2 separate regions of the Mus musculus genome follow, and region 2 is linked to region 1. The links are chromatin loops, found by intact Hi-C in ENCODE. Cell type or tissue: heart. All regions are shown on one strand. Each heading gives the region's core, and the rest is flanking DNA. Links, peaks and the distances in the headings are about the cores only.

What was found. Hi-C counts contacts between places; a loop is a spot of excess contacts. Peaks named below come from ENCODE experiments on the same cell type or tissue, not always from the same donor. Only the 100,000 strongest peaks of a DNase experiment are listed, where the experiment ranks them.
Region 2: it touches region 1 in a loop (3-fold over the local background); 5 of 42 quality-filtered maps call a loop at or near these places.

Annotation. Positions count from the first base shown.
Region 1 is chr9:58,867,718-58,878,290 of GRCm38, reverse strand. It overlaps Neo1 (neogenin), which reads left to right. Exons shown (of 28, transcript NM_001042752.1): 27 at 127-263; 28 at 934-3,612. The coding sequence ends at 1,017. Among named protein-coding and RNA genes, the nearest start is that of Hcn4, 50 kb to the right of the region's middle. In heart, for the core only: a CTCF peak has its summit at 4,153; a DNase peak (open chromatin) is centred at 4,180.
Region 2 is chr9:58,659,092-58,667,091 of GRCm38, reverse strand. It overlaps Rec114 (REC114 meiotic recombination protein), which reads left to right. Exons shown (of 6, transcript NM_028598.1): 3 at 1,176-1,259; 4 at 6,721-6,918. Among named protein-coding and RNA genes, the nearest start is that of Rec114, 78 kb to the left of the region's middle. In heart, for the core only: a CTCF peak has its summit at 4,894 (motif pointing left); no DNase peak of the experiment used is centred there; H3K27ac peaks cover 2,816 bases.

The DNA of each region.
Region 1 (10,573 bases), core at 1,042-9,041:
TCAGAGCAGATCCCTGTCTGAGCCTACAAGCATCCCTCACATTGAAACAGCTTCCACCCCTGGTGGACTGCTGAGGTCTAAGGGATCAACCTTAGCCACAACCTAACAATGCCCTTTGCCCCTCAGCTCTGAACCATCACATTCACTCAGTGAAAACAGCCTCCATCGGGACGTTAGGAAGGAGCCGGCCTCCTATGCCAGTGGTTGTTCCGAGTGCCCCTGAAGTACAGGAGACCACCAGGATGCTGGAAGACTCCGAGAGTGTAAGTTCCTGGGGCCCTCGGCTTGGCCAGGATGTCCTAGGGAGTTGCTTGCATGCTATTAGCTGATTGTACATTTGTGTACACTGAGGTCTTTGCCACCATAGATATAAAGCAGATTTAATCACTCATCAAACAGGTGTCCTTGGAGCATCCCCATATCCTGTGGGAATGTACTATGGGTTTGGTTTGATATCAGACCTACTCTGATAAGTCTTACAGTGCTTTATCATCCCATCAAAGTTATATATATATATCCTTCCTCTCATTTCTGTTCCTGGAAGAGAAGGTGCCTAAGATTGTTTTCAAATTCCAGTATTCAATGTCTGCATTTCCAGATACTGGGTTCTCTAAAGAGAAAGCTTAAGCCCAGAGATGCTGGGTACACACATTATATTGCTCTGACAGAGATCTAGAAGAGGAAGCAACAGAGCCTCTCTGCCTTGTGAGGTCATTGTGAGCTGAGGAGTATGTGTAAGTCAGGAGAAAGGCATTGTGTATTGTGAAGAAATGCTGTCTTTATTAATGGCCTTGAGTATGTCCGCTGCTTCTGTTTTTATGGAGTCCACCTGGTTTCTGTAGGCCAGCGTCCCAGGGCAGTTTTGGCCAGGCTACTTGGAGCTCTGGACAGCTCTTCAGATCATTCCCAGTAATGGTGTTCTTCCTTCTGTAGAGCTATGAACCAGATGAGCTGACCAAAGAGATGGCCCACCTGGAAGGACTAATGAAGGACCTAAATGCCATCACAACAGCCTGATGACCTTCGCCTGGACATGACTCCAAGCCTGAGTCTACAAGTCTCGGAACTTAACCTTGAAAACAAGGAATTGTACAGAGTACGAGAGGACAGCACTTGAGAGCAGGAGCCAGCAAACCAGCCAGTGCCTCCATGTGGGGTTGGCTCCAGGCACAGCCACCTGCCTTCTCCTGGTCAGCCTGGATTACACTTGTGTGGAGGCAGCTTCCCTTTGCCTGCTGAGAGCCTGCAGGACTGGGCACTATGGGCCAAAATTTTGTGTCCAGGGAAGAGGCAAGAAGTACGACCTGCCTTTTGCTTTGTGGTCAGTGGCTTGTGTCTTTGTGCTGCAACTGCATCACTTTTATGGAGTGTAGACATTGGCATTTATGTACAATTTTGTGTCCTATTTTATTTTACCTTAAAACACTATCAGAAGCCAAGGGAGTCTGTGATGTTCTCTCAAGCAGTTGACACTTGACTGTGGTTCCAGTTACTTACGGAAAGTCATCAACAGTGAGGTTGTTTGACACCACTGACAGGCATTGGCTTGTTGTGGGTTTCATTTTTATTCTTAATTCTGAGACATTGCATCCTCTGCCAGCTGTTAATCCATCACTTTGAGGGGAGGACATGTTGCATTGCTGTTTGTAAGCTTTTTTATTATTTTTTTATTATAATTATTAAAGGCCTGACTTTCTCCTCTCATCACTGTGAGATTACAGATCTATTTGAATGAAATGTAACATTGAAAAGACTTGTTTGTTGCTTTCTGTGCAGATTCAGTATTGGGGTGGGATTGGGGATTGGGAATAGGAAATGGAGGGGCTGCTGAGGCCCTGTGAATGTTTCTGTCAATGTACTTTGTTCCAGAAGCCTGCCGAGAATGAAAGCAGCATCTTTAGTGTCCTTTCCTGGCATTTCCATCTTCGTGTCACTGCATAGCAACTGGAGTTTTGTTTGGATCTGGTTATAAATTCTTGTACAGTGGATGACTTTGGTGATTTAGCTGCCCTGGTATCTTGGTCATTTCCTCTTTGGAGTGTCCACACTGAGGTCTCTATCAATGTATGTTTAATTGCTTGAGAGATGCCAAGTAGAACCAGAGCCTGACTGTGCTCTGAGAAGCTACAAAGCACAGGGTGGAGACTCCCTTTGTGTTGCTAGTATTGGTTCTCTCTGGAAGGTTAAAATCTAAGGCAGGATCTTGGTTTCCTATTCCAAATAGGATGCCTGCTTCTCTGGGCACCAGTCCTCAGCCAGGCAGCTCTCGTGGCATTGCAGAGGCTCTCCTGAAAAACATCAACCAGGGTGAGAGCCAAGATGGGGTGGCACCCATGACGCTTCCCCACATGTTTCTTCAAGGAGCAGAGGACAGAGATAGTGGAAAGAGGGTCAGCAGAAGCAGGTGCCTTCATCTATCCCAGCAGCTCAGCCAAACCCCAGTTAGAATGAGGCAGCAGGAGATTCCAGGTGTGCTGAGGGTTCAGCCACACGCAGAAGACGTTGCAGAGTGTTAAAGAGGTAAGCTGAGGTGTGTATTTGGTTGGCTTTGTTGTTGTTGTTAATGTATAATGAAAAGTATAAGACTAACCCTCAGGCCTCATGTTCTCCAATAGATCCCTGGAAGACAGTATAGAAAGTCAGTCGGGCTTGGGCTCCTTAGCCAGTGAGACTACTCAGACCACCAGTGGCTAGCCTAGCCTACCTGTCCTTGAACATGGGTGATTTTACCCCTTTGAGGTCTTAACCCTTTTTTTACTTTCAACAAGATGAGCTCTTTGTATGATTGCGGGCGGGGGATATGAAAATGCAATGATCTAACTCCTGTTGCTCTTCTAGCTGGTCACATGACGGCACCAGGCAGGGTTCTGGGACACCCGGTGTGCTTTGACTGTTCTACAAAAAGCTGTCAGAGCGTTCTGGCCTCCTGGAGGCTAGATTCCTCAGAAACTGTCTAGCCTTTGCCCACAGAGCATGCTATGTAATTAGAGCACTCCTTCCCATGAACCCCAGCACTTGTGTTACCTCAGGGCCTTGGTACCTGGATACTGCCACAGAATTTCCATGGGGCGGGAAGGGATGTATTTTTAAATAAAGTAACTTAAAAGTTGGGGAAATTTTTTAAATTCAGAAAATGCAAAGCTATTCTGTATTACACCATTTCACAATTTAATATGTCTTATATTTTCCTGTGACTCTGGAAACTAAACCATTGTGTGTCTTGTCGTGTCCTAGTTGAGCTGGGGCCTAGCAGCTTCCTTCCAGTGGGTGTGGAGCAAACGTGTATGTCGCCTCGCTACCTGCTTGAGGGGTCCGAAGGGCTGCTGGGACTGAGTTCTGTACACACTTGTTTGGCCTTTTCTGTAGTTGATGCTGTAAAACTCTATGGCTTTTTAAAAACAATTTCATGTTTTTATTTTGTATTGGAAGTCCAATACACTTTTTTAATCCAATCAAACTGGTCTGGTCAAAAAGTTCTTTCCCTTAAAAGTTCAGGGGCTCCTACTTCCAGCTTCCGATGACTTCTCTGTGGCTCTCACTGCTATAAAGCAGGATTTAGAATGGCAATCTGGGCAGAGGTAATAAAAGAAATGTCTGACTGCCAGCCCCAAAGATGTGTCTTCTTCCTGTCCATATCCCACTGTTACCTCTAGGGGAAGGAAGGAGGGGGTGGGGAAGCCCAAGGAGTGGCAAATGGCGCCTAGCACAGAACCACCCTGAGTTGCACAGCATCGTGCTGAGGTGGCTCTCCTATGCTGGAGAGGCTGAGCTCCACTGTTAAGATCTTTCGGTTTCCCATGCCTAGAATAGTGATGACCTCTGCAGCCACAGGCCCCCTTCCATCTCTTAGCCTGTGACAGAGCTAGTGCTAGATCAAGAGTGCAGTGTCCCTCCGTCCTTGTGTCCATCTGCTCTGCTGACAGCCTGTACTTAGAAACCTGGATAGAGCCCACCATCCCTGTTAGTGGTGCTCGATTGTCCTCAGGATAGTCCGAGTCTCCAAAGCTCCAGGAATGCTTGCCTGCCCTTACCTCAGCATCCAGACAGACAAATAGGTACCAGATACACTGCTACTGCAGCCTGGAAAAGCTGCTCTTGAGATTGGATCCCTTTCCGGCCACATCGATCATCCGAGCTATCCCCTCTGCATCCCTAGGTGGCACTGTTGGCACACTTTCCAATGATGGCTCTGTAAGTCGTTCTACAGGCATGTGGTCTCAATACAGACAAGAATTTCTTTTCATGTTGCTCTCTGACTGCCTCCAGGTATACGCAGTTTCTGACTGACGGTAGCAGATGCCTGCCTCTTGGATGAGTGGACAGATAGCCCTAAAGATAAGGTCTAGGGCCTACTAGGAGGCTTCTTCCATTAGCCCCTCCCTACCTTGCAGACACCTCAAGTTGATTGGTTGGTCCTTAGAGTTATGATACCTGGGCCCCTTTGGAGTCCTGAAGTACACTTGAAAGAGAGCTGCCTGCCTCGCAGAGTCCTTAGAAATCATGCTCATGCCACAACTACTACCTTGGTTCTGAGAACTAAAAGGAAATTTACCTCAAGACTGGCTCCAAGTTGAACAACATGGACAAAGCTCTGCAGGGAAAGAAAACCTCCTCTGGCCCCAGTCAGTCATCTCCTCCCTCCTGCCAGGGGTAGGTAGCACCGTCTGGAAAGACTAGAGAGCATCAAATAAGCCACCAAATGGTTAGCTAAGGCCATGTGAATAAGCAGGAGCTAAGAGGAGCCACCCCTGGCCACACAAAAGATTCCAGCAAGTGCTATGCTAGTGACCTTGGGTTTCTGGCTGCCAATGAAAAGAAATCTTAGGGTACTGGGGGAAGATGTATGAGAGATTAATTGAAGGGAAGTACTCTAGTTCATTCTGCTGTAATAAAAACGGACAAAAGGCAGCTTAGGGAAGAGAAGGATGTATTGGGCTTACAATTCCTGTCACAGTCCACGAGAGAAGTCTAAGCTGCTCTACTTGGTGGATCACAGCATTATCTCCAAGCAAGGAATCACTTCGCCTCCAGAGGAGTAAAGAGAGATGAAAGATGCCTCTTGTTGGCTACCTCACAGGCCAGCTTACACTCAGCTTTTTACTTACACAGTTCAGGACCACGGACCTACAGATGGTACCATGTGCAGTTACCTGGGCCTTCCTACATCAGTTAATATAGCAGTCTGCCATAGACCTGCCCACTGGCCACTCTGATCGAGGTAGTTACTCCTCCGTGGAAGCTCTCCTCTCAGATGACTCTAGGCCATATCAAGTCAACAGTTAAAGTCAACAGGAATATAAATAATACTTTAGACTCCTTGTGCTATGTAATATTGGAATAATACACTATTTAAACTTACCATAACCCCTAAGCTTAGTGTTTGTTGTTGATGTTAAGATGTCCTTTACCCAAAGATAAGAGCTGAGCAGTTGCTGCATTTCAGAGAAAGGGTAATTTGAAATTTCCTTAATTATGAGTAGGGTGGGCCTGGAAAGTTGTACCTTTAAGAAGATTGGGGTAGGGGCTGGAGAGATGGCTCAATGGTTAAGAACACCAACTGTTCTTCCAGAATTCCCAGCAACCACATGGTAGCTCACAACCATCTGTAATGGGATCTGATGCCGCCTTCTGGTGTCAGAAAAGAGCAATGGTGTACTCATATACATAAAATAAATAAATAAATCTTTTTTAAAAATAGAAATATGTTTTAAAAAAAAATAAGAGAGTGGGAGAAGTGTTCCCAAGGGGAAATCAAGAGAAAATGGCTTGAGGCATCCAAAAGAGCTTCTTAAAGTGAGTGGCTCTGCAGCGTGTCCTAATGCTGTCTAACCTTGTATGAAGTAGGTCTCTTCCAAAGTCTGCAGTGACAGCTGCTCTGGGCACAAGGCACTGCCCAAACAGAGCAGAGCCTCTAGACAAGGAGACGAGCATCAAAAGCTTGGCCTAATGTGGGTGGGCTCTCTGGAAGCAAGACCTTAAGAGTCTGAAGCTAAGAAATCCATGGTATCAAGGAGAGGTGCAAGACTTTCACTACAGTTGGGCCATAGGCAGCAGTGTCCAAATCCTAAGAGGTCCTGGGCCCCATTGTACACGTTCTCAGGGTCCTGGAGCAGACTCCTGTCACCTGGTTGCTAGATGCTTGCCCCCGCTATGAACACCTCTATGCTCTCCCAGATGGGAATGTGGGAACCACTTTATGCTCTCTGCACCATACACTTTAACTCGTTGCTCAGCTAGTTCTCAGCTCTACCTCTCAAATGTGCCCCCAGAGTGCCACTTCCTTGTCTGTTAATCAGTCTAGTCTCACATGGAATCTGGTGATGACCATTTACAACAGGCCAGTATCTTTTTTTAAGTTAAGTTCTGTCTCCCTTGCTCAACATCATGCAGTCTCCTGCACAACAGTTCAGCATGACCCACCTTCCCATTCCCTTCCCTTTCCCTTCCCCTTTCCCTTTCCCTACTTGGCCTGGCAACAGAGCAGACTGCCTCTGCATAATATGTGTTGTGTGTGGCCTCTGTACTGTTTCTGCTTTCTCTCTCCCTCTCCCCTTCACCTCAGAACTGGCTCTGTCAGAATATGTGTATTTTAGACCCAATCTAACTAGATCCCTGATCTTTTTTTTTTTTTAATGTTTCTTCCAATACATAAGAACTTTCTTAAGGAAAGAACTATATGTATTTGGATTCTCCACCTTAGTGCCTAATGCACTGTAGGGTTTTAGTAAATGAGTTTCTCTTGTGAGAAAGATAAGACCTGAAGTCTGAGAGCTAATGCATCCTGACCCAGCGCTGAGGGAATTTGATAAAGCTCTTCCTGCACAGGAGCACGTCGTTAGGAAGGCTTGTTCGGAAGAGGCATGTCCACCGAGTCTGAGATGTCAGGAGAGAACCCGTATGGGCAGATAGAGGTGTTGCAAGGCTGCCCACTTCACATGGATGTCTGAAAGAAGACAACTCTGAGGCATCCGTGTCCGGCTCAGACTCCTGTCACTGGGATAAATGCCAGAACTCCAACAGGCCAGTACAGAGGCTGAGGCACGTGCACAGGACTGGCTGGGTACCTTCGCTGGGTAGAGTGAGCTGGTGCTATCCAAAGGGCACAAGGCTGGAACCACTTGAACTGCATGTGGCAGAGCAGATGCTGCAGGTTGGGGCTCAGCCTAGTGAGTTAAGGATAATGTGGGTACCTTTCATAAACTCAAAAACAGGTCTTGGGATGGGGAGATGGCTTGTGAGTCAAGCGCAGGGACCCAAGTTCAAATCTCCAGAATCCACAGAAAGCTATCCAGAGTGGCACAGGTTTGTAACTACAGCACTTCTATGAGATAGAGACAGATAGGTAGAGAGAGGGATGCAAGAGAGAGACGGGAGATTTCCTGAAAACCATGGTGCAGCTAGCCAGGCATACACAACAACAAACAACAGAGACCCTACCTAACAAGGTGAAAGTCGAGACCCAATGCCTGGAGTTCTCCAGCCTCTGTGCTCCTGGACTCACACCAGCACACACAGAGACACACAAAGGTCTTGCTGAGAATTCTGAGTGGTTTACAGCTTTCTGAAAGGAAAAGAAAAGCTGGGATTCTTGAAGGAAAATGATGAGAGCAGGCTCCTATAGATGAAGTTCCTTGGGAGATGGTAGGTTAGAAGAAACTGATTATGAACAGTCTGGACTAACAGAAGGGAAGCTGGCTGGAACTGAAGCCAGAGAGAATGTGGGATGGGCAGGTATTACGAAGAAAGGAATATTTCCAGTCTATCAGAATGAGTTTTCCTATCCCAAAATTAGAGAAATTATACAGTTTCCAGATACTTCTGGAGCCTGTGGTGCCTGAGTACGCAGCACAAGTTAGACATATGTTGCTGACTTGTTCCCAGCCTAGAGGAGGGCACAGATCCTTCACAACAGAAATCACCACCCAGCATGGAAACCTGAGCAACAGTTTGGCAAAGGACACCATTTCCAGCCCTGCGCAGAAGCTTGGGGGTCATGAAGCTGGTGGAGAGAATGGTGCAATTCCACTCAAGAAAGGAACAGCTTCCCTCAATACTGCTTGCTTGGGCCAGATCTAACAAGAAAACAAAGAGCAGGTAACTAGTTACAACAGAAATGCTTCTAAATGAGTTTTCTAAAGAGAGTAAGGAATAACTCTAATGAAGGAACAGAGAATGGTAAATTTCTCTTACCGTTGTTTTTGCTGCATCCCATGTTTGGCAGGGTGTCTGCCTCTGTGTGTGTGTGTGTGTGTGTATGTGTGTGTGTGTGTGTGTGTGTGTGTGAGAGAGAGAGAGAGAGAGAGAGAGAGAGAGAGAGAGGAGGGGAGGGGGTAGTGGGGGGAGAAGGAAGGGGGAGAGAGAGAGTCATTCTCTTCTGATCATAGAATATACTTTATATGATTTCATCTCTATTAAATCTATTCAGACCTGTGGTCTGTCTGGAGAATGTTCCATATGTATGTCAGGGTACTGTTGGAGGAAGTGTTCAGAGACACCTTTAGGTATAGTTGGTCTAAGTTGTCCAGGTATTCTACTTGCTTTTTGTTATTTGAAGACAGGCTCTCATATAGTTCAGGCTGTCCTTAAACCTCTACTCCTCCTGCTTTTGTCCTCAGGTGCTGGGATACAGTTGGGCACGTCCACATCTGGCTCCCAGTGCTGGGATGCAGTTGGGCACGTCCACATCTGGCTCCCAGTGCTGGGATGCAGTTGGGCACGTCCACATCTGGCTCCCAGTGCTGGGATGCAGTTGGGCACGTCCACATCTGGCTCCCAGTGCTGGGATGCAGTTGGGCACGTCCACATCTGGCTTTAAATCAGTGCTCATGCATCTTCAGTTCATCTGCTCTATCCCATACGGAAAGTGGAGTGCTGGCTGACAGTTATTACTGTTGGCCTGTCTGCTTCTTCCAGGTTTACTTCATGCATTTGAGGGGTATGTATTTTTATAAATGTTATATTTTTTATTGGTTACCCATTTTCATAAAATATCCTTTGTCTTTGGCAATAATTCTGCCTTAAAGTGTCTTCAGTATTAGAGTGACACTCTGGTCTTCTACTGGCTGTTGTTTTACCTGGTATATCTTACACATTTTTTCTTTTCAACTTAGTGATATATTTGAGGATAATACATATCTGTCTCTTGTAGACAGCATACAGCTAGATCATGGGTTTTTTATCCTCTCTGTAAGTCATTTGCCTTTAATTTGAATGTTTAGTCTATTTACATGCAATGCATTTACTGATATGATAGAAGTTACATCTGGCATATTCCTATTTGGTTTCTCTATATCTTGCTTTTTAAAATAATTTCATCACTGATTCTGACTTTTCCACTCCCCAGATATTTTCTACTGTGTCATTTTAGTTATCTGGTCAGAAAACACAAATCGCTAAAAAATGGGCAAGTTGGTCATCAGCAAAATTAAAATATTTGACCTTTGACAGACATAAATAAGAAAATAAAAAGGTAGACCACAAACTTATGGAAAATAATTCCCAAACAACTATTTTATCAAGTACTTATATGTTGAATATTTTAGTTATAATTCAACCATAAGGAAATGGAGGGCTTGTGAGAGACAATTGTGTAAACCTTTGAATAAGCATTTGTTACCACAGAGCATATATGGGTGGAAAACAGATGCCGAAAATGACACACAGCATCTTTAGTCCTTGTGAAAATGCAAACTGAAAGCAGAGTTTACATGGCATACCTCTGGAGCTGATACATACATGGCAGCTGATTGCAAGCGTAAGGAAATGAAGTGACTAGGAAGCTCGGATAATTGCTGATAGAAATGCAAGCAGCCCTTCCACTTTGGAAAATGAAATTACAAATATATTAATCATATGACTCAGGAGAATCATTGCTGGGTATTTATAATCAACAAAAACTTATATTCATTTTGAAACAATTAGAAGAATAAGTTTTTAAGTGTTCTCACCACAAAAAAATATGACATATGAAGTAATACATGCCCATTAGCTCAATTTAGCCAGTTCACTAAGTACATATTTCAATGCATTATGTTGCGTATGATAATTTGTATTTGCCAACTTAAGTGTTTTAAAAATCCACACTCATATGTCTTGAACAGAGATATTCATACTAACTTTATTCTTAATAGGCAACAATGAAAACAGCCCAGTTGTTCATCGATGAATAAACAAATCCTGACCAAGCCATACAAGGAAACTCAGCACAGCATCCCATGGGCAGAGCTCAAAAGTACTGGGCTAAGGGAAGTACATCAGGCAGGTGTGGACTAAGTGCTTCTGAGTCCACTTACATGAAATCTCAGAAGCAGCGGAACATGAGGGCTACAATAGCAGGCTGCTGGGAACCAAGTAAGAGGAAGGAACTGAAGCGGGTGGGAGGGGGTCGTGGAAATGTTCTGACTCTAAGTGTTGAGGTGGTTGTAAGACCTCATTGTCTCCACACTTAAAATGGATGAATTTTGCTGCATATGAATTATACCTCAATAGGAAGCATCGATAAAGTTAGCAATAGTAACAAAACCATGAGCAGCTAGAAACAAATCCAGTGAACTGTAAAACCCGATGAAGACCA
Region 2 (8,000 bases), core at 1-8,000, 210 kb after region 1:
TGGGTGTGTGCTGCCATTCCCAATATGAGAAAGTTTTTTTGTTTTGGTTTTTTGGTTTTTTTTGTTTTTTTTTTTTCCGAGACAGGGTTTCTCAGTGTAGCCTTGGCTGTCCTGAAACTCAGAAATCCGCCTGCCTTTGCCTCCCAAGTGCTGGGATTAAAGGCGAGCGACACCACGAGGAAGTTTTAGAGCCGTTGTCTGACTTCTGTTTTTAAAAAGAAACTATTGGGGCTGGTGAGATGGCTCAGTGGGTTAGAGCACCCGACTGCTCTTCCGAAGGTCCAGAGTTCAAATCCCAGCAACCACATGGTGGCTCACAACCATCCGTAACAAGATCTGATCCCCTCTTCTGAAGTGTCTGAAGACAGCTACAATGTACTTACATATAATAAATAAATAAATAAATCTTTAAAAAAAAAAAAAAAAAGAAACTATTGGTGAATTTCAATGGAAGTTGAAAATTACCACTATGGATTGAGGAAGAGCAAACAGGGGAGGCCAGAATAGCCACGGGCATTTTCTTTTGTCTTCAGAGTTCTTGAGCTTCTAGGTTAAAGAGGCTGTCCACGCGGAGTTCCTGCTCACGGTGGGCGCTCAGGCTGACGATGTTCCAGCTCAGGCTGCATCCCTAGCAGCAGGCAGGCAGCTGAAAAGCCGCAGGCCCCAGGCCCCTGCACATCCGCTCTGCAGACACTGCTAGGTCCTCTGAGTGCTTCTGTGAGGCTTGTACCCGCTGCTGCTCTCTGCTGGCTTTCCCTCTTTCTCAGTCAGATGTAAACAAACAACTGAAAACTCACAAGACCAAATGGCCTCATTTACCATTATTGAGAAAACAGGGTTCTTATGACAAGGAATCTCACCACACAGTTAGCAGGGGGTTTGTTAAACTCCTGAGTGAGAAGAGTGAAGGCTGTTTCTCAGGAATGGAAGGTCACTTCGGCAAATCTGGAAGCAGAGAAGTGCGTTTTACAACAAGTATGAGTGATGTTTACTGCTCTGGTATTTCTCTTAGTTTTAATATAGAGGTTGAAAGCCGGTCTTTAAATGAGTGCTGGGACTTGGTACTGGTGAGGTACGCACCTTGGCATTTGGTGGCATTATTCCATGTGTGACTTATGAATAGGTATTTGTCCCTTTCTGTTCCTGTCACTAACCCCACCTAATTGCTGTTTCAGGAAGGGTTTTCACTCATTGGCAGCAAGAACTGGTTGAAGATTGTAAGACGCATGGACTGTCTTCTGTTTGGAACAACAATAAAGGCAAGATGACACTGAACTGCACAGCCCAGTCTTGTTTACACCAATGCCCTACTTTTCCATTGCTGTGTATGTGGCAAGGTAGGGGTACGGGGAGCAGCTGGGGCAGAGGCGACCAGTGCGGGAAGAACGTGTTGAAGAAAGGTTTGCCCAGTAAGCAAAACCCCAAGCAAGTAGGAGCTCGTCCTGGCATGCAGGCTGGTGGCTAGCATGGGGCTGTGCCGTCTGGCTTCTCTGCTCTGAGCACTGGGAGCAGGCGGGCTGGCACAGTGTGTCTGCTTAGTTAGATGTTTAAGAAGGTATTTTTGAAGGTTCCATGGAATATATATTGTCGTTTCTTCTCATTGTAATATTTAAAAATAGGAACTGGGTGTGGTGGCACATGTCTTTAAATCCCAGCATTCCAAAGGCAGAGGCAGTCAGATCTCTGTGACTTCAAAGCTTTCCTGGTCAACACAGTTCCAAGTCAGCCAGGGCTATGTACAGAGAACCTGCCTCAAAAAACAAAAACCAAACCAAACAAAAATTCCCTGGCCAGTAAATGGCTTAGTGGAGAAAGGTGCTTGCTGTGTTCAATCTCTGAGACCTATAAACTACAGAGAACCACTTCTATAAGCTGTACTTTGATCCCCATGGGATGGCATCACAGCCACCTGTAACTCCAGTTCCAGGGGGATCTTATTCTCAGTTCTAACCTCTGTGGGCACCCCCTCCCCACATACACAGACATACACGTATAGACATAAATAAATAGTGCAAGTAAATCTTTAAAAAATTAAAATTCCCTTTTATTTGTGTGCTAGATATGTTAAATATCAAAGAAGCATGCAAACTAATCACCTAGATGAAGCCCCTTAAAAAAATAAAACATACATGAAGCTGGTGGTGGTGGCGCACCCCTTTAATCCCAGCACTAGGTGGGCAGAAGCAGACAGATCTCTGTGAGTTCAAGGTCAGCCTGGTCTTCAGAGCAAAGTTCCAGGACAGCCAGGGCTACACAGAGAAACCCTGTCTCAAAACTGAAGAAACAGAGAGGGAGAGAGGGAGAGAGGGAGAGAGGGAAAACCAATCAGTTAACATTTGGCCAAGCATGTAATGATGAAATTTAGGGAACAGATACTAATTTTAAGTCAGACTTTAGGAATTCAAGGAGCGCTCACGTGCATCCAGTGAATGGCTCTTAGCCAGGAGCACAGACCCCAAAGAGCACTGCAGAGTTCAGGGGGTCTCTGAACCTACAGGGCTTTCCAGTGACCTCTGACTTGAACTTGCAGTTCTTTCTGCTATGGATGTGGGTGACAAACTGCAGTAGTATGGAACGTCTCATGTTGGCCCCCAGGAGCTTCCGGCCACGGTGCAGTCGTCGATCTCAGAAGCCATTTCTGCTCATTATCTCTAAGGTGGCTGCAGTCATGACACTTAATAAGTTAGTAAGAAGGCCTGCCTCTCAGCAGGTCACATGTAGTGTTTAACGACGTAACAACCAAAAAGAAATGTAACAATCATTAAAGGAAACCATAAGAATTGGCTTCCTGGACCATAAGTGGACACAATGCAGAGAGCAACAGATACAACCCAGTGCCAACAAGGGACTGCCATCTTTGGCTCAGAGAACATTGGAGAAAAGGGGGCAGAAAGAATACCAGGAGGTCTGTTGTGAATCAGTCTTTCCTAGGAAATAGCTGCATAAACAATACTTGAACAACGGTAACATTAACAAATATGTGTTTCTTCTGTAAATCATACATAGACTTCATTTCCACTAACTTTGTTTCAAAGCATTTAGACACTGCATATGTATATATAATCATTTACATAAGCTTTAATGCATGTCATAATTAGACCTTTTAAGGATTTGTTTTATTAAATGTATATGCACATGTGCCTGGTGGTCAGAGGCTTCTGATCCCCTGGGTACCATTGGTGTTACAGGTAATTGTGAGCTGCCCAATGTTGGTGCTGGGAATTGAACTCAGGTCCTTTGCAAGAACAGTAAGTGCTCTTAGCTGCTGAGCCATTGCTTCAGACTTTTTTAAAAATTAAAACTAGAAGTATTTTGCTTGCCGTTATGTAAATGATATTCTTTATCCACAACTTATTTCCAGCTACTTAATATTGATTTTTTTTCTGAGTCAATTTAAATTTAGCCTCCTTATTGAACTTTTATTAACATGCTAATATTTAGGTTTCTAGGAAAGTGATTTTATCATCTACAAATAATGATTATTTATTTCCAGTGGTTCACATTTTACAGTACTCTCCCTACCTGTGATGGCTATTCTTCATTGTGAAGTGAAATAAAAACAATTTGACTTGTTTTTACAGTCAACTAGTTAAGACATCTCTGGGCATGCCTGTGCTGGCACCTCTAGGGAGGTTTCAGTGAGGAAACAGGACTCACCTGGTTGTGGGTTGGGTATCTGGACTGAATAAAGCAGGAAAAGTCTAGTGAACACCAGCACTGATCTCTTTCTGCAGATGGCACATGTGAGCAGCCATCTCGACCCCTATGCCTTCTGCTCCACAGTGAGTGGAACCCCATGAATCCGAGCCAATGGAAACTCTGCTTTGCTATAGTTGCTCTCGAAAGTACTTGTCACAGGAGCAGGACTGGCCTCTAGACTGTCCTCTGGTACCCTGTAGCTGTGCCAGTGTCCTGGCCTCTCCCTGACTTCATGGGCCTTGGTGTTCAAGTGGTAACTGCATCTCTAGCTGCTGCTTAGGTCTTTACTACATCGAGGAGGTTCTGTTTTAGGTGTAGTTTATTTACTGAGATGTTTGCCAGGATTGCACAATGCATTCTAGCAAGTGCTTTCTACCACTATCTTTTTGGGTAGTAGGAGGCATGGGAGAGCCAGATAAGAGGACAATTTGGGGAGTTGGGTTTCTCCTTCCAGCATGTAGGTCCCAGGGACAGAAATCAGGTCATCAGAATTAGCAGCAAGTGCCTTTGCCTGGCCCCATCAAATACTTTGACACTTAGCAACATCGTTTCTTTTCTTATAAAGCACCCAGGATTCAGTCACGGGGGCTCTGCTCAGTGACCTTCTGTAATCCTTATGACTTCTCAGGGCCTGGCCTCTCAACACTCCTGGGTTAGTGTCTGTCCTCTTGGGCCTCAAGACTGGGATGCAGTTTAAACCTCTGAAGCTAACAGGAAAACACAAATGGGTACTTGAGGTCTCTGATGCCTCCCTGGCTCCAGGTAGCACTGGGGAATCCAGAGCAGGGTGACCATTTCTGCTGTAGAGTGGCTTAAGCACTTGGTGATCCTATTCCCTCCTGGGAAGAAAAGCCTCTGCTGTGCTATGTGTGGAGACAGTACAGAGGCCAGCACTCAGCCTTGCTTCCTCTGTTCTCAAAAGGTCTGTGGAGTTTCCTGTAAATTACCTAACTTGAAATTAAGCATCTTGCTAAGATCAGAATCACCTCTTAAAATACTGTGACTGACAGCTTAGATGACCCAAACTGTCTGGACAGTTTGTGAACTTGAAAATGCTTTCCCTGGAGGTGAAGAGATGGCCTAGCAGATAGGAGCGCTTAACTGCTCTTGGAGAGGCCTGAGCTCTGTTTCCAGCACCCACAGCAGGCTGCTCACTCACACAGCCTGTAGCTGCAGCTCCAGGGACTCTGCCGCCCTCTTCTGGCTCTGTGATCCTTTTCCTCTCAGAAGGTCGTAGGTCCATTTTACTGACTTGATAAATTTCAGAATTATTCATCCAGAAGTCTCAAATGCTAAAGGCAGCTATAAGCGCACACACACAAGAGAAAGATACAAATGAACTAGGAAGCTTAGGAATAAATCTCCAAGCTCAATTAGAACCAGAGAAATGCAAGTTTGAAAATCTGCTTACCTCTTATGTGACAAAAATGACCATGAAAAACATCTCCGTGCACAGAGGACAGGCACATGGGCAAGTCTGCATTCAGGAGTTAAAATAGGGGAAAGGCTGGGGCAACCTGAATATTTGTCAGTAGGAGGCCAGTTAAATAAAGAGATATGCTTTAGCTTTTAGAAGTAATGAGCTATACTTCTATTTTTATACATCCATTGAATAGAAAATTAGGCTACAGCACTGTGGCTTAAAATATGCACAAAATACAACCTATATATTATGTATTACATGGGAGAGCTTTAAGGTGACTTCTAACAGATCCAGGTACTCTTCAAGGAAGTGATGACAAACACCCTCAGAAAGCTGGGTGAATGCTCCCCAGAGCCCAAGTCTTTGGCTCTGTTTAGTGAGTTTTATATAAACAGAATAAACTGAGCAGGAGAAAGCAACAACTGTTTATAGGAACGTTTAGAACTTCGCTAATACTGGGAATGTTTTTACACTCACACGTCATTTACATGGAAAGGGCAGTCTACATGCACCTTTCTTCTTTATGGGAAAAGACCGAGCAAATGTATGCAGAGCTGCTTGGGAAGGTCTGTGTGGGTTGACTCATCCATACAGAATATTAGAGTGGCAAAAGGAAACTGGTACTCAAGTAATGGTTTTATGTTACTATGACCCAGGTCTGGTTTTTAGCTAAGAATCAAGTAACTGATGGTTACTTGTAGTTTTTCTTGTTGTTTAATTGAGTCGCACCTGCCCCACATTTGCCAATCTGCCCAAGGAATTCATACAGGAAACTAAAGCGCTCTCCCTTAGCTGACTGTGTAGCCGTGATGTGTCCTAAGAATACAGGATACTAGAAGTTAAGAGCGCACATGCTTTGAGCCTGTGCCTGCGCCCTCCTCCCGGATGTTTCAGTTCACTACCTCATTTAACATGGCAGCCAACTACCTTTCCATCCCTCCCATATAAGCATTCACTGAGATCAGAGCTGTCTTTCTCAGTCACTCTCCACCATATTTCTTGAGACAGGTTCTCTCACTGAACTTACAACTTACTATTTCAGCAAGGCTGTCTGGCCACTGAGACCTTGGCGTCCTCCAGTTGCCACTCCCCAGTGCAGGGATGACAGGCAGAACTGCATGCCTGGCTTCTATGTGAGTGCTGGGATCCAGCGCAGGGCCTCATGTTTGCACAGTGAGCACCTTACCCACAGAGCCTTCCCCCCAGCCCAGCCTGCTCTTTCCTTTGTCCTATTCACAAACATTTTAGTGGACCAGGACTGTCGTATATTTTTTCAGGCTTTTCTATTTAAGGAATGAGATGCTATGAAACTTAAATAGTTTATGCTAACTTTAAAAATTTATTTAAAATGAAAAATATCAGTTGTAAAATCTGTATTGAAAACAAGATAAAATGATGACCTTCCAGTCATCGAGTAACCATCCAGTTTGCTAGTGTCATTGCCTGGGGGAAATAAATTCTAGTATGAGGTAAGGCTTCTAAAACAGTACAGAAACAAGCCCCTGGTTTCTGTGTACCTGCCCCAACAAGGAAGAGAGCATTCCCCGGGAGACCTCAGGGTGAACAATACTCAATGCTGACATTTCATTTTCACACAGAACAAGAGCCGAATGTTTCGTGTCCAGTTTAGTGGGGAGTCCAAGGAAGAGGCGCTGGAGCGCTGCTGTGGCTGTGTGCAGACCCTGGCCCAGTACGTCACCGTTCAGGAGCCTGACAGCACCACCCAGGAGCTTCAGCAGAGCCAAGGCCCCCGGGAGGCAGGTGAAAGCCAAGGGAAGGACCCACTGCAGCAGGGGGTGAGTGCTGATAACTCGGAGCGTGTGGTGCACTGTGACAGGGTGGTGCACTGTGAGGAGGCTGCTCAAAGCTGCCTGTAACACCAGCTGCAGTGTGACCCAGTATGCTCTTCTGACCTCTCACTACCATGTACATGCACACACATTTTTAAAAAGATCTAATGTTGAGTGATCTTTTAAATTCAAGGTTCATACTTTCAAACTAGCTGCCTAAAGGCCAAGAAATGTATTCCAGCGTCATTACAGAGCAGGGGTTCTCAAAGTGTGACCCCTCAAGGTCAAGACCATTTCATCACAGTAAACACTTACCTACCACCCTTACTGTCTGCATTAGTGGGACCAGAAGACCGAGGAGCCAGGCTCCTCACACTACAAGCCAGGCAGTGGACTGCCCTTGTTTCCCAAGACATGCAGAGTAAAAGGGGCCCACACTGACTAGTGCTGTTTCTGGAAAGCACCTGAGCAAGACACTTGACACTGACAGCTAAACTACCACTGCCCTGAGGGAGGGAGAGTGCTTCATAGAGCCTTGGGCAGCTCAGGGCAGCGCATCTCTCAGTGAGTACTTCAAACAGAACCTAGGCCTTTCATTCCAGACAACAATGGACACTACTTACTGATAATAACAGGTGTGTTTTGGTTTTGGACAGGATCTACCCTGTAAACCTGTGATCCTCCTGCCCCAACCTCCAAGTTTGTACGGGTGTGCTGGGCCTGAAATGTAAGCTGAAGTAAGAATCTTGGAAAACTTGTGTCTGCCACACAGGTGCCAAGGCCTTTCTGACCCAAGACTTTTTTGAGCGCCCCCTAGGTAAATGGGACTTTCCTTTATGAACAAGTGACGGAATGTGTTGACACCTGGAAGTTAGGTATAGTCTGAACAATACGTATACACTGATCAATGCATGGTGCCTAAAGATTCCAAATGGCTGAGAGAGAGAGAGAGAACTATCCAAGTGAAGACCAGAGCAGTGGCTGTGGTGCCAAGACACTTCAAGTTAACTGCTACGGTTCAGTCTCTGTTGCCTGCCTATGTGCCTATTAACAGATAAGGCAAGTACAGTTGGACTATGTGGGAACAC